Linked DNA regions of Homo sapiens: all the other regions are linked to region 1. Evidence: chromatin contacts called from ENCODE Hi-C or POLR2A ChIA-PET data. All regions are on one chromosome and are shown on one strand. The core of a region is the stretch at or near the end of the contact, and the rest is flanking DNA. Distances in the headings are between cores, read along the strand shown.

Region 1 (5,121 bases), core at 1,757-4,256:
AACATCACATATTCACACAAGTCAGACTATTCTGATTGTTACTTTGTCTCTTCTGTCCATTATGGTAGTCACACCCACCTTGTCTTAGGTGGTTGAGTTCCCCTCTTGGCTCCTCCCACCCTGAGATCAGTTGCTGTCATTGCATTTAATTTTCCAATTGAGTGACTGTGGTTCCCACTGTAAGGTCTGCCCAGAGAGAAAAGCAATGAAACAGCTCTTGAAGGATGCTGGGGCTCCCCTCACAAACCCATTTCTTACAATATTGGTGAAAGGTGTGTCTGGACTAGTGTGGGTAAGTATGTCTAAAATGGCAAATCTACTCTAATTCCAATCTCTTCAATTCCCTTCCTCTACATTAAAACAAGGGATATCTGGCACCTCCAACTTGCTCATTGTAGGCCGCCTTTTAATCTGTTTCCCCTAACCAACTAAACTATTAGGTCTTTTTTACACGCCCAGGGCTGCAGCATTCAGTGCAGAATCTCTGCTTAGTGGGCCCACATCAATACATTTGGCCTGATCCGACTTTATGGTCTTTCCACCATTATCCTGCATGTTTAATGGATCCTTAAGATCCATTTCCACACATTTACTGGATTTCTGCCTGTATGAATTAGAAAACTCAAGTAGTTCTTTTGGATTGTGGCACACCTCCTCCTGGGTCCTGCTATGTCCTCACCTTTGGGGGCCTGCTGGGCCTTGAGTCTAGTTATAGGTCTAGTAAAGACAGGTGGGTCCTAAGGAAACTCAGCATTGTCTTGCATGACAACTGCCTCAGGGGAGGTCTTTATCATTTCCTCCAGCAATGCAGGGTTAATCTCCTCAGGCCAAGGCCAACACCACGAAGGGTGTGAAGGCTGCTTCCCCTGGGGATGGGGAGGCTAGTTTTGCTGTGGATGGGAAGACAACTCCCGTGGGCAAAGAGAATTCATCAGAATTTAGGAGCTCAATGTCTCCCAGTTTCATCAGGATATTCCCATACACCCCCATCCCAATTTACAGGTTGTCATCCTCTCCCAATCAATACCCTCACTTTAATAGTAGACATCCTGGGAGGCTGGGAGTTCAGCTTTTGCTGTAATTCAGCCAGTCACATGGTGAGGACTTGTGTTTGATTTTCAGCAGTTTCAACCCTGTGGCTACAGAGGGTCATCCCTCATGGTGGCCCTGACAGGGCGTGGGGGAGAGAGGCTAGGGCATCTGTGGTCTTCTTTTGGGAGATATGGGGCTCACCCTCTGCACTTTGCCTAAGCTGCATCCCACACTTTCTGGGCAACCTCCTATGTCTCAACTCCTGGCCCTGCTGTGCCCCCAGAAGGCTCCTCTTGACAGGCCACCCTCTTAGGCAGGGTCCTTTTGGGATGACTCACACCTGATACCTTGAGGACCAGCATCACTTGCAACCTTGTCTGTCCACACGGTGCACCTGAAGCGTCTCCACTGCCAGCCCTCTTCCCAGCTTTTCCAGCAACGGATGTCCATAGCCTGCCCTCCTACCCAGGAGTGGTGTCCATCTCTGTCTCAGGGATGCTACTGGTCTGTTTGCTCACAGCAGGGATGGGCCTGCGAGTGCCGGCGCTGAGCAGGCAGCCTGCAGCCCTGAGCCGGCTCCCACTTCAGGGCCATAGAGGGCGGGGAAGGGGGCAGGGCCTGGCAGAGGCTGGAGATGCTTGGATGGGGGCCAACAGCAGGGGGATGGGGGAAGGCAGCGCCTAGCAGCTATCCTTGAAATGAGTGTTTTCGCAGCCAAAGCTCAGGTGTAGGCCCACTCCCCCATGCCACGGCCTTTTGAACATGTGGAACCAGGACTCGGAACGTCCTGTTTTAAAGTGGGAGGTGGGCTGTCACTGGCAGGCGAGAGCTGCCGCCGCGCCTCTGCGAGGCTCCCCATTCCTGCGACCCTATCACATGTGGAAGGTGGGTGGGAGGGTGGTGGCGCGGTTGATCTGATCTCTGTCCCAAATAAGGCTCTTGAGGAGGACGCAGGGCACTTCCAGGGCGAGGGTGCCGCTGGGCTCTGACAAGCCCTTTGGGGACTCGTGGAGTCGTGGGAATGCCAGCTGACTCAGCGAGGGCGGCCTTGGCCACAGCAAGGTACCCTTCCCTACTTTCTGTCTTTCGTGGTGAGGCGATTTTAAAAACGCAGTCTGAGCAGCCCTTGCCATTGTCCTGCTGTGTACCCAGCACTTAGTGTGTCAGCTGGTCCGTGTGGACGGCCCAGTCCCTCCAGTGGCATCCCTACCGGTGACCCCTCCTGCCTGCACCATCGTTCCAAGTCTCAGGGCCGGCGCACAGGCGGGGCGCGGGGCTCTTGGCGCCCCTGCGCTCGGAACGGCTGCTTCCGGGCTGGGTGGCTGCTGTCGCCCAACACGCGGCCTCCGCAGAACAGTGGGCTGAGGTCGGTCCAGGACGGCGGTCCCAGCCCTAGGACCGGCGTACAGTAGAGGGCCCGGCAAAGGCCTCGGCCCAGCGGGGAAGTCGCGCCCTCCTGCGGCGCTGACGGGGACAGCAGGGCTCTCGGGCCGTCCTCTGGCTGTGCCCCGCCCCGGGGGACGCTGGGCGGACTGCGGGGCGTGCCCGGGGGCGCTGCAGTGTGTGCGGACTCGCAGTGGGTGCTCACTGTCGGCCAGAGCCAAGGCGTTCGGCCGCCTCGGCCTGAGGAATGAAGGCGCCTTGTGTCGCTTTAGCAGGCAGCAGTGACCCGTGGCGCGTCCCCGGGGACCCGACTGCGGGGCCAGTGGTGCGAAGCCAGTCCTGTGCCCGGGCCTGGTCCTCCCAGCCTCTAGGAAAGCGGATCTCGCTCTCGGTGAGATGAAACGGCCCAGGAGAGAGGCCCCGTCCCTGGCAGGCGGGTGTCCGCGGCAGCGCGAGCCATTCGCGCGGTCAGCCGGGGCGTCTTCCGGATGCGAGGCCCGCGGAGCTCGTGGGAGGTGCTGGCGCCCTGTGTGGCCCGCCCTGCGCTCCCGGCTGCGGGTTCCGAGACTGAGCCGCCGGGAGCCTCCGGAGAGACAGCTCCGCGCGCCCCCTGCTGGCAGGAGGGAGTCGCTCTATGCTGGGCCGGAGAGCAGGGTCCTCCACGCGGCAGGGGGACTGCGCTAAGAAGTCAGGCCCCGCCCCGTGGCTGGGTTTCAGGGCCACAGGCAGCAAGAGACCCACTTCTATCCACCCTGCCCGGCTTATGTAGCACGAAGAGGGCTCTGAAGAAGCAGCCTCTTACTGACATTCTACACACCCTTATGAAAAGCCCCCAAAGAGGCCCCGCGCGGTGGCTCAAGCCCGTAATCCAAGCACTTTGGGAGGCTGAGGCAGGCAGATCACCTGAGGTCAGGAGTTCGAGACCAGCCTGGCCAACATGGTGAAACCCCGTCTCTACTAAAAATACGAAAATTTGCTGGGTGTGGTGGCGTGCGCCTGTAATCCCAGCTACTCCGGAGGCTGAGACAGGAGAATCGCGTGAACTCGGGAGGCGGAGGTTGCAGTGAGCCGAGATCGAGCCACTGCACTCCAGCCTGGGCGACAAGAGCAAAACTCTGTCTGGAAAAAGGAAAAAGAAAGAAAAAGCCCCCAGAGTCGGGTCTAGCCAGGGTCCCCAGCAGACAGTTAATCAATGAAAATGGGCCAAGTGCAGTGGCTCACGCCTGTAATCCCAGCACTTTGGGAGGCCGAGACGGGAGGGTCACGAGGTCAGGAAATCGAGACCATCCTGGCTAACATGGTGAAACCCCGTTTCTACTAAAAAATACAAAAAAATTAGCCGGGCGTGGTGGCGGGCGCCTGTAGTCCCAGCTACTCGGAAGGCTGAGGCAGGAGAATGGCGTGAACCCGGGAGGCGGAGCTTACAGTGAGCCAAGATAGTGCCATTGCACTCCAGCCTGGGTGACAGAGCGAGACTCCGTCTCAAAAAAAAAAAAAAAAAAAAAAAAAGAAAGAAAAAAAGAAAAGAAAGAAAGAAAACGCATGGCTCTCAGGGCCCTGGAGGCTGGAAGGGTCTATTTCCCATGCATGACTCCCTTGTAAGAGGATACAGGGCCCTGCAGAGCTCAGGAATGCAGAGTGGGAGGGGGACAGAGGCAAGCACACCTGCAGAGGTGACAGAGGAGAAGGCTGTGGAAGGCCGAGGGCTTTGAGTGGTCTGGCAGCCACAGTCAGCAGGAAGTGGCCTGGGGCTTTGCACCCTGCAGCCTGGCTCTCCCCACGCTCTGGGGTGGGACTGCAATGGTGTTGAGTCACTGCATACAGCCTCTGTCATATATTCTTCTGGTGCTTTTGTTAAGTGTGAGAACCACTGGCCTACACAATGGAGAGATGGGCCTGGGCCCTGGAGGGAAGGACTTGGAAGAAAGGGTAGACCAATTCAGAGACTGAGGGAATGGGAGCCAGCGGAGGTTCCAGCAGGACATGCTGCAGGAATCGATGGGCCATCTCTATGGGGAACTGCTCTTCTAGCAGTCCTCCTTCCTTTCATCTGGATGTGGGGCTTACACTGTTCCCACCCATGCCCATGAGCTGTCACACTTCTGGAGAGCAGGGACAGGTGGGACCGGCTGGCTGCATAGGATGGGGCCTGGGTTATCACAAATGGTCCCAGTATGTGAGGCTTTGCACAAATTTTGTAGCTGGTTCTGTGGACTCATCTTGTTCAGCTCATGTTTGTTGTGGGGTTATCAGCAGGTCCCAGTTTGCCTGGGATTTCCCAATTTTAGCCCTGTAAGTCCTTCATCTGGATAAACTTCTCAGTCCTGGGCAGCTGATTTGGTGACCCTAGCCCCCTGCTCAGAGAAGGAAGGAGGGCATGCTGTCATAGACACTTGGCCCCATGGCACACTTGCTCTGTCCCTTGGCCTGTAGGTTACTCCTGGGTGGCTCTGACCACACTGTCTTTCCCGAATCTCTCCTGCTGTCAGGAAACCCTGCCATTCACCTCCTGGTCAGTTTATAGCACCCAGAGGCCTCTTGGAGCTGTTGTCCTCACACTGAATCAATGACCCAACAGGAAGTGTAACCAGCCACAGTCAGATGAGCCAGCAGTCAGGCTGTTCTGAGATGGCCCCTGGCTGCTAAGCAGGCAAGGACAGGGAGTTGCTGGGTTGAGGATAGCCTGACCGTGGGGCTCCCAGTGCA
Region 2 (5,121 bases), core at 765-3,264, 42 kb after region 1:
CCAGAGGGATGAGGCCTGGAGATGGGCTGTACACACCACACCCGGCCTGAGGTCTCAGCGAGGGCCGTGCTTTTATCTGCAAGCCACAGGGAGCCAACCTTCCAGGGCAAGTGACGGGCCAATTCTCACTTTCAAAGATGCAGGTGAAAATGGACAGCGGAGACACAGAGGCGAGTTAGGAGCCCAAGCAGGGTTTAGGGGAGAGAAGGTGGTGGCAGAGACTCCTCTGTCTGTGCACCTCCCATCACAGTGTTTTACACGGCACACACAGACATGGATTTATTGCAAATTGGGCAAATGAAGTTATTCTACTGGTTGCTTTTCTACATGACCAACTCAGGCTTAGCTGCCCAGCTTTTTCTTTTTCCTTTGAGAAGGTAATTCCGTGGCTTTTTTTTTCCTTTCTTAACCTGAAAGTGTCCCGGTGTTTGATTTCATGGAGCAAAATAAAAACCCTGGAGGAATACACATGCCACAGAAACGCCTTGAGACAAAAAAACGTTTGGCTAATAGTTTTGGTATTTTCTATGCCTTCCCCGGTATGCAGGAAAGTCACAGCAGTGTGATACAAAGGAGTGTATGGTGATAAAAAAGCGCAGGCCCAGGGACCTCTGGAAACTGGGCTGGCGGTAGAGCTATGGGGCAATAGCGTTCTCAGTAGTAGGCTGCCTTGTCATGGGAGGGCTGGAGTGAGGGCCACTGTGCGGAGGGAAAGCGACCGTGCTCTGGGGTGGGGGTGGGAATGGGGAATAAAACAGAAATAGAATCTGCGGTGAGAGCACCACCAAGCCACCCAACCCCCACACTGGGGAGACAAAGGGCCCTCTGGGGAGGGAAGGTCCTGGCCCACCTCCTTGGAGGGCGCCTCTGGGCGGTCCTGGCCTGCCCAGGGGCAAGGAGATGGGCCTCACAGCGATATTGGCTCTCCCTCAGCTCCTGCATCCGCCGGCGGAGGGTTTCTCCGCTTCCCTAGCCCAGACCTAAAAGGGTCACCGCTCCCAGGCCCCTGACTGCGCCGGGAACCGCTGGGTGGAGGGTGTCGACCCTGCTTCCTGCCCTCAGCCCGTCCATCGCGCCAGAGAATGCACCAAATTCCCCAATCCTTGCCCTCCCCGGGGGTCCACATCCGCGGGGCAGGACCAACGCAGCCTCTCGGGGCCTTGGCGACTTACCGCTGGGGGCCCGCAGTGCAGCAGGGCGCGGCCGCGACAGGCTCGGGCACCGCGTCGGAGCGCGAGCCGCGCTCAGCACCACGGTCAGCTCCCGGCGCCGCGCGCCGCGGCCGGGAGGGGGAGGCCCGGCGCCCGCACCCACCCACCGCGGCTCCAGGGGCCCCGCGGGGTCGGGCAGGCGAGGGTTAAGCCGCCAGAGGCCAGCGGGAGGGGCGGGCCGGCGCTGGCGCGCAGGGGTGGCGAGGGGGCGCGCCGGCCGCGGTGGGGGCTGCTCCGCCAGGCTGCCGCCTCCCTGCGCCGCCGCTCGGGCCGCGCTCGAGCCGGCTTTGTCTGTTCGTATCGCCCCGTCTCTGTTTCTGGGTGTCTCTGCCTCCCACCCGGTTGCGGCTGCGCCTCCCTCAGGTGCAGTCGTCTCCCCTCGCCCCCGTGCGCACGGCGCCCCCGCCGCTGTCCCCTCTTCCGGGAGCGCACAGGTGTGGGAGCCCCTCCCCCTCAGCCCAGAGAGCCAGCCCAGCCCTGCCGACCGCAGCACTCTCGGAAGGGCTCGGCCACCCGGAGCCTCGTCACGAGTCTTACCCAGGGTTCGGAGCGGGCCTGCAAGAAGGGGCAGGCCAGGCTGGGGCTGCAAGGCAGGGTCTTCCCTTGGAGAAGGGACCTGACTCTATTATTAAGAGAACGAAAGAGGCACTTGCCCTACAGGTACTCACTGTGTGGGGTCTACTGGTGCTGTGCTCTGCCGCAGTCTTGAGGGAGGAGCAGAAATGCTGTGGGGACTCTGTCTCCGCAGAACTGAGGACGAGGGGTCTGCACGCGTGGTTCAGTGCCTGGGGCTGGGGTGGATTAAGTAACTCCAGGAAGGCTCAGGCAGCAGTGCCAGTAGTGTGGGGCGGGGTTGTGGGGAGGAGGGGGGAGCGGGAGCGCACAGTCGGTGCTGGGGAGAGGCTGATGCCAACAGGAGGCTCTCGGCCGTGGTGTGCCCAGGCGGGGCAGGACGGGAGGATGCAGGAGTCCCGGGTCCACGCTGAGGCTAAGGCTGAAGGGAAGGCAGAGCTCAGGTGGATGACGGAGGCCAGGCCTTTCCCTGAGCTTGGTGGGCTCCCTCCCGGTCACCTTGTCTGAGAACCCAGGACACAGAGTCCCCTTGCTTTGGACTGGTTTGGTTTGTCATTCCCCTTGACATCGCCTCGCCCCAGAGACAAGAGGCCCCTTCATCCTCCAGCCAAGACCTTCCCCACCCTTGGGTGACCTACCCTCTTGCATTTTTTAGATTTGAGCCCTCTTTCTATGCAGCGACTAACTCAACGTGACCCCAGAGGCCCCCTCGCCCATGTTGCTGGTAGTCTTGACCTTTTTTGGCAGATCCTGGCTGTGGGAGTTCCCTGTCTTTCTCTTAGGTAGGACAGAAGGCAGTTTCTGCCTCGTTGCCACATACACCCCAAGTCAGGGGTAGGACTCCCGCAGACCCCACAGTCCTCCTCTTGTTAAAATTAGTAAGCATTAGCCTTCCTTATTAGGCTCTCCCCGCTTTTGCATTTAAGGATTTTTTAATGTGTCTTATAAAATCATGTAATTGTGAGGATAATTACAGATTCAGCTTCTTCCAGTGAGTGACAATTGCTCATTTTCGATGCTCACATGGTCATCGTTCGGCCACTGCAAACTGTTCCAACCCTTCTACTTTGTCATTTCAGACAGTTTTCAAACACCCCTAACTTTTGGGTAACATGAAAATATATATTTCAAATTTTTTATTTCCCCAAGATGTGGGATCAGGTCTTCCCCAGGGACTCCTGGAAAAATCTTTTACACTAGGCTACCCAGTTCAGATACCACTGAATGATTTTTCTTAAATATTATTCTAATGTGAACTTACATTTTATTTTTACAATACACTGACTTACACGCCTGTAATCCCAGCACTTTGGGAGGTCCAGACGGGCGGATCACAAGGTCAGGAGATCAAGACCATCCTGGCTAACATGGCAAAACCCCCTCTCTACTAAAAGTACAAAAAAAATTAGCCAGGCATGGTGGTGGGCGCCTGTAGTCCCAGCTACTCAGGAGGCTGAGGCAGGAGAATGGCGTGAACCCAGGAGGTGGAGCTTGCAGTGAGCCGAGATTGTGCCACTGCACTCCAGCCTGGGTGACAGAGCGAGACTCTGTCTCAAAAAAAAAAAAAAAACAAACAAAAAAACACACACAAAACACTGACTTAGATTTCTCATCTGTGTTTTTGAGCAGTGGCTGTAAACCTTTTCTTTCCTGGAACTAGCTTTCTGGTCACTTGGTTGTCCCCAGGGTCTCAGACCTTCTGGCCACACCACCCCTTGCTTTCTTGGCAGGCCAAAGAGTTGACTGTGGGCACAAATGAGTCGGCCATCCACTGTGCCAGTCACGTCAGCTGCATTTGTGGGGTACCATCAGACCTACTGCTTTGAGCTGTTTCTTTTTCTTTTAAAATTTTCAATATTTAAAAACTTTTTTATTTCATATTTCCAAACAGTGAACAGTTGGTTTCTTTTTCTTAAAAAAATTTTTATCTTATTTTTTGAGATGGAGTTTCACTCTTCTTGCCCAGGCTGGAGTTCAATGGTGTGATCTTGGCTCACTGCAACCTCCACCTCCCGGGTTCAAGTGATTCTCCTGCCTCAGCCTCCTGAGTAGCTGGGATTACAGGCATGCAGCACCACGCCTGGCTAATTTTGTATTTTTAGTAAAGACAGGGTTTCTCCATGTTGGTCAGGCTGGCCTCAAACTCCCAATCTCAGGTGATCTGCCCTCCTCGCCTCCCAAAGTGCTGGGATTACAGGCGTGAGCCACCACGCCCGGCCGGTTTCTTTTTCTTTATTGTGGTAAAATATACATAATATGAAATTTACCATTTACCCCTTTTTAAGTGTACAGTTCAGTGGCATTTACACTCACACTGTTGTGCAACCATCACCACAGTCTATTGCCAAAACACGTTCCTGACCCCAACAGAAATTCTGTACCCATTAAGCACTAAAACTCCATTCTCCTCTCCCCGTAGCTGCTGGGAACCACTATTCTACTTTTCTCTGATTTTGACCACTCTAGGTACCTCATAGAAGTGGAATCATACAGTATCTGTCTTTTTGTGGCTGGCTTATTTCACTTAGCATAATGTTTTGAGGGTGTATCCGTGTTGCAGCATGTATCAGAATATCCTTCCTTTTTAAGAGTGGATATTATTCCATTGTGTGTAGAGACCACATTTTGTTTATCCATTCATCTGTCAATGGACCGTTTGGGTTGCACCACCTTTGGCTATTGTGAATAATGCTATTATAAGCAGCAATGTACAAATACCTGTTTAGGTTCCTGCTTTTGGTTCTTTGGAATATAAACCACAGAAGTGCCATATTGGAGTCATAATGGTTTCTATGTTTAATTTTCTGAGGAACTATCATACTGTTCTCCACTGTGTACAATTTGACATCCCACCAGCAATGTAGAGCATTTTTCCATATCCTCGCCAACATGTTGTTTTCTGTGTGTTTTTGTTTGTTTGTTATTTGTTTATAAATAGTAGCCATCCATTAGGATGGCTGTGAAGTCGTATATCATTGTGGTTTTGATTTGTATTTTCCTAATGATTAGTGATATTGAGCATCTTTTCATATGCTTATTGGCCATTTGTATATATTCTTTGGAGAAGTATCTATTCAAGTCCTTTCTCCATTTTTAATTAGATTGTTTGTCTTTATTGTTGAGTTCTAGGAGTTGTTTATATATTCTGGATGTTAATCCCCTACCCAGTAGATGATTTGCAAATATTTTTTCTCATTCTGTGGATTGCCTTGTCACTCTTGATGAGTGGTTTTCATTAATTTTGATAAAGTCCAGGTTATTTATTTTGTGTATTATTTCTTGAACTTTTGGTGTCATATCAAATAAATCATTGCAAAATCCAATGTCACAAAGATTT
Region 3 (5,121 bases), core at 1,787-4,286, 39 kb before region 1:
CATGTGGGTCTTCTGCACACTAATAGGTCTTGGAGGAAACCAAGTAGCAAAGTACCCTAAGTGTTAGGACATACATGTACCAGAGAGTAGGACATACATTCCATGAAAATACAGGGACCTGCCACTTCAGTGACGGCTCCAGGCAGGCAGCAGGGGGTCCAGCTGTCTGGAACATTTTGAAATACACCCTCGAAATCAAAAGTCATGCTTGGCCCACACACGATGCTGGGAGGGCCTCTGGATTTTTGAGACAACATATTTTCCTTTTGGGTGTGCTGCTCCTCTGACTCATTTGCTGGGTGACCCCCAAGGCGGCGCACCTGTGTGGGCCCCTGGCAGGTGCAGGCTCTCCGACTGGTCTGCCTGCACGGGGAGGGACTCTGCCACACGACTGTCATGCCCCATGGATCCCACGGTGCCCAACGTGCCCAAGCAGATCTGTGTGCTGTACAGAGTCTGTACCAAGTGCCACCAGAAGGCACACCTGGGGCCTTGGGGTCCTCCTCCTGGGCTTGGTGGAGACTAGCTGCATCTTGGCTAACAGAGTCTGACTGGGAGACCCAGACAATCTGAGGTTCCCAGAATGAAGTGGCCTTTTCTGGCCCAGTCCAGCACCCATCATCAGGGGTACCTCATAGGACCAATCCCTGGGGACACCAGGAGGCACCAGGCGGTGACTGAAGCACGTAGCTCCTCTGCCCACCCCACAACCTGTGTCCTCACGGGGTATTCCTTACGACCAGTGTCTGAGAGGAACAAGTATGAACTACGTTGTCGGTGGCTCGGCAAGACACACTCACACAGCCAGAAGTGGACTGCTGTGGCAGTCAGAGCCCCTCCCATGTGGACAGCAGAAAGGAGACCCTCTGAGGGGCACAGGTGATGCTTCCTGTGGTGTGCATGGGGAGGCCTCAGGTGTCTCAGGACCTACAGGGACCTGAGGCAGAAAGTATGGAAAGGCCTCTCTGAATAGATGGGGAACTGGAGGACCGTGTGTGTCAGGAATACTTTCACAAAGGCCAAATCCCAGGAGCCTCCCAGGCAGCAGCAGGCAAGGTGGCTGCCCAGAGATGTCCAGTGGTCTCTCCTCCAGCCACACTCCACCTGCTCCTGGAGCTTCTGGGGCCAGCTGGGTGACTCAGATTCTGCCCAGGCATCTTGGATTCTGTCCGGCCATCTTCCCCTCACCTGGGCAACTCCTTGCCACCCTTGCTGTGGGTGCAGCAGAACCAAGGTCCAGGGCTCACCACTTCATAAACACACTCACGTTTCTTTCCTTCCTTCCCTCCCTCCTTCCTTCCTTCCTTTCCTTCCTTCCTTCCTTCTTTTCTTTTTCTTTTTTTTGAGACGGAGTCTCGCTCTATCACCCATGCTGGAGTGCAGTGGTGCTATCTTGGCTCACTGCAACCTCTGTCTCCCGGGTTCAAGCAATTCTCCTGCCTCAGACTCCCAAGTAGCTGGGATTACAGGCGCCCACTACCGCGCCCGGCTGATTTTTGTATTTTTAGTAGAGACGGGGTTTTGACATGTTGGCCAGGCTGGTCTCGAACTCGTGACCTCAGGCGATCCGCCCCCCCCACTCGGCCTCCCAAAGTGCTGAGATTACAGGCATGAGCCACCGCGCCGGGCCACACTCACATTTTCTAATAAGACCTTCACACTAACCCTGAAAGGTGTGGAGGGCATGGAAACATCACCCACATTTTTCAAAACAAAGACCCAGGTGGTTATGTGATTGTCCCAAGATTGTACACCTCCTCAATGACAGAGTCGGCATTTGAAGGGGGTCTGAGCTCTTCCAAGCCATCTCCTACACTCACCAGCACAGGTTCCTGAAAGGCTGCCTTCCCGGCTGTCCGGCCCTCTCCACTCTTGATGCCAGCGATCACTTCGTTATCGCTGGGGGTGGGAGCTGATGCCAGGCCAGCGGATAGGCTGAGGGCAGGGCTCCTGCAGGTCTGCCCTGGGTCACCTGGCTTCCTGCCCCTTTCACTAGAGCTCTCAGGGCCACAGAACTCCGACCTCAACCTCCCGTCTTCAACTCCGGGAGAAGATGGCTGCACAGCCAAGTAGGGCGCCCTCCCGCCCTCCCGCCCCGACAGCCCCACACAGGTCTGCCTCCCCCTGGACCTGCAGCTGACAGCTGGTGGCTCTTCCCCGCCTCTCCTTTCATGCAGTTGCTCCCGGAGTAGGAGCCCATCGGAGCTCAGCACCACCCAGCGTCGCAACCGCCCTCCCGCTGGCTCACCTGGGGAGGTCGGGCTTGGCAACCTGTGGCCGGCCACCCCTGACAGTGCCCCGGAGCCCCCGGCCCATCTTGGGGTTCCTGTGGGGGCAGCGAGGTGGAGGCGTCCCAACTGAGTGGGTCCCGGATGGTGAGCGGGCCCGGAAATCGGGCCAGAGAGGGGGCACCCCGAGCAGGAGCCCAACAGCCCCGACCCCAGTTCCAGCCCCTTGCCGCTGCTGCGCCCTCGCGTACTCTCAGCCTGGGGAATAACAACAGCAACCACTTCTCCCGTACCCACCGGGCCGGCACCAGCCCTCCTTCCCAAAACAGCTGGTACTGCGCCAAGCGGCAGAGGCTCCGAGTGCCCTGCGCGCCCAGGCCGGTCCAGGCAGCGGCTCCGAGTGCCCCGCGCGCCCAGGACGGTCCAGGTGCGGGGAGGCCGGCTCAGGCGCTCGCCCTTGCCCTCTCAGGGGCTCGCCCCGGGCCGCCGTCCCTACCGCCCCCAACGGAGCCCCGTCCTTCCCCGCGCTCGAGACGGCCCCACTTTGCAGGACGCCGCCTCCGGTCTGCACGTCGGAAAGTTGGGAGCGGCGGGGAGCCACGAGGGTGTCCCCACCCACCGGGTGCCCAGGGGACGGCCCGGGGCGCAGCAGCCAGCGCGGGCTGTGCTCCTCCCCACCCGCGCAGGGCGCCGGGAGCCCGACCGCAAGTCCCGGACGCCGGCTCTCACCTTGAAGAAGCTCCGGAGGAAGTGCACGACGCTGAGCATGGTGGCCGCCGGGACGCCCGGAGCCCGGCCGCAGCACTACGAGCCGCGCCGCCGAGCCGGCTCCACCGACGCCACCCCGCGCCCCGCCCTAGGGTCCGCCCCCGCGCCCTCGCCCGGACGCTCCGCCCCCGCAAACCTGGCCACTGGAGGCACGTGAGGTCCAGGCTCCTGCCCTGCCCGCCCCTGGGCTTTGGTCACCCGCGGGACTGGGCACGCACAGGCACACAGCAGAGCCGTCCACAGACCCGGCCCAGGGGCCGCCGGGATCATCCCGCCCAGTCGAGCTCTTGGGCCCCCTTGAAGCCTAGGAGTGTTTTCTCAGAGAGAAAGCAGCACGCTTCTTGCGCATTTGCACATCTCCAACGCAGCGCTTCGGCCTGTCCTCCGCACTGGAGACTCAGGTGCCTCCGCCCTCCTGAGAGCAGGGGCGGCCTCTCTGCTGAGAGTTCTGATTGTCAAGCTCCCAGAACTTTCAGAGTTCAGTCCGCCCAGCGTTCTTGTTTACCAGTTGAGGAAACGGAGGCCCAGGGAGGCTGTGCAGCGCGCCGGCACTCACACACCTGGTGGGGACAAATGTGGACTAGGATATCTGGGACCGAAGTCTTGGCCTCCAGCTCCCTCTTGCCTCCCACTTACCTTTCCAGGTATGTCCTGCAGATAGGATGTAAGTGAATGGTCACACCCGTAACCATTAAGGAGCGCAGCTTTCTGCTAAGGGGCAAAGGGAAGTCCTCGCTGCTTTCTTTGCAGGGGTTTAAGGAGACAGGGCCTGCCAGGAAACACTCTAACCAGCCCTAGGACCGCACTATTTTAAATCAGAAGAAAAAAACTGAGTATAATAAAATAATAATGAATCTAGCCTGGAGTATATTCATCTTTATATGAATGCAGTTGTAAACTCTAATTTTAACTATTTTATTTTATGCAGGAAGAGGCCCACGAAAGCTAAGACCCCAAGGCCCATGTGCACCATACTGCAGCCCTGCTCTGTCCACCATTTCTGAGATCGGCGCCCCACAGAGGGAGAGCATCTGCCCAGACTGGCTTTTTGCACCCCTGCTCAAGCCTGCACCCTCGTCCAAGTCCTAGCCCCACTGAACGCTATGCCTGGTCAGCAGTGCGTGTCAGGGGTGCCTGGCAGAGTGTGCATTTTCCGTACACCCAACCTGTCTCTGCCTCTCCCCAGGCCCTCACAGCAACCAGGCCAGGCGAGAAGCTTGGGAGATAGATACTCAGAGGAGGCACTGTGGGGCCATCTGAAGATCCTGCGTCCCCTGTCACAGCCTTTATGTCACTCAGGGTCCATGACTGTGCTAGAAGCATGTCCCTGAGGCCCATGGTGGTGGGAGGAGGGTGTGGGATTCGGATCTGGGCACCTGGCTGTGCTGCACACCAGTTGTGTAATCATGATCATCTGCTCTAAACACGTATCTTTAACATTCGAGAGGAATGACCGCCTGGTGGGGTTGCCATGGAGAGTACGTGAGAAATTAAACCTCACAGGTGCTTAGCAAAAGTTAATTCGCTCTTCTCTGAAGGCTTAAAGTGCTAATCCCCTGGCGAGGGGGGAGGTCCAGTGAAAATACACAACCCCTGGCCACAGGTTCCATTGTTGTCTGGACTCCTCTGACCAGTGGACAGCCCTGGACCTGGGTTCTCAGACCTGAGTCAGAACCACGTGGAGGACACCATAGAGCTTAGGCTGCTGCCCCTCACCGCTGCCCCCCTCTCACAGGATCTGGGGTGGGGCCTGGGAATTTGCATTTTAACATGTTTCCAAGTGACCCTGAAGCTGCTGGCCCTGGGACCACACTTAGAGAACCCCTGGTTCAGGCTATGGGGCCTGGGCCAGGCTCGCCGTCTAGCAGAGGATCAGACCCCAGGTTGGAGCATAACCGTCATGATGGCTCCATTCATCAGGCACCTGCTGTGTCCCCGCACGCCCAGATCCCTGCCACAGCGCAGCCTCCCTAGAGAAGTGACATCCAATGCTCGAGGGGAAATAAATCAAAGGTAGTTTATGTCTGTCTTTTCCTTCTGGTGAACATGGTTTTAGGAGGACTTGACTGCACTGTGGTGTGCTCTCTCTTTTGCCGTTATTAAAAATAAGAAAGGCAGGCCTGTT

The links. Hi-C counts contacts between places; a loop is a spot of excess contacts on that map. ChIA-PET counts read pairs that join two places held with the same protein, here RNA polymerase II (POLR2A). Pooled maps may share reads with other maps.
Region 2: a map with no recorded cell type shows a loop between it and region 1 (5-fold over the local background). The contact joins the promoter of AMER3 here to the enhancer-like site in region 1. A Hi-C loop is called at or near these places in 1 of 37 single-sample maps with no recorded cell type and 1 of 50 pooled maps.
Region 3: a map of mammary epithelial cell shows a loop between it and region 1 (6-fold over the local background). The contact joins the promoter of ARHGEF4 here to the enhancer-like site in region 1. A Hi-C loop is called at or near these places in 16 of 168 maps with a recorded cell type or tissue (B cell, CD4-positive, alpha-beta T cell, CD4-positive, alpha-beta memory T cell and 11 more), 23 of 37 single-sample maps with no recorded cell type and 24 of 50 pooled maps. POLR2A ChIA-PET finds 5 or more read pairs at or near these places in 12 of 52 experiments (A549, CD4-positive, alpha-beta T cell, CD4-positive, alpha-beta memory T cell and 8 more).

What each region holds. Positions count from the first base shown.
Region 1 is chr2:130,795,521-130,800,641 of GRCh38, reverse strand. No RefSeq gene overlaps it. Among named protein-coding and RNA genes, the nearest start is that of ARHGEF4, 39 kb to the left of the region's middle. RefSeq lists silencers at 2,388-2,637, 2,948-3,097. Within about 2 kb of position 3,006, at least 36 of the 41 ENCODE cell types and tissues checked have a DNase peak (open chromatin) inside an H3K27ac peak, as active enhancers do; they include B cell, CD8-positive, alpha-beta T cell, GM12878 and 5 more, where a contact is called at or near this core.
Region 2 is chr2:130,752,433-130,757,553 of GRCh38, reverse strand. AMER3 (APC membrane recruitment protein 3) reads right to left here and starts at 2,014. Exons shown (of 2, transcript NM_152698.3): 1 at 1,880-2,014. It overlaps LOC124907890 (a long non-coding RNA gene), which reads left to right and starts at 1,672. Exons shown (of 2, transcript XR_007087239.1): 1 at 1,672-1,871. RefSeq lists enhancers at 357-860, 1,739-2,238.
Region 3 is chr2:130,834,829-130,839,949 of GRCh38, reverse strand. ARHGEF4 (Rho guanine nucleotide exchange factor 4) reads right to left here and starts at 3,036. Exons shown (of 14, transcript NM_001367493.1): 1 at 2,958-3,036. The coding sequence starts at 2,996. It overlaps ARHGEF4-AS1 (ARHGEF4 antisense RNA 1), which reads left to right and starts at 2,956. Exons shown (of 2, transcript NR_186036.1): 1 at 2,956-3,640.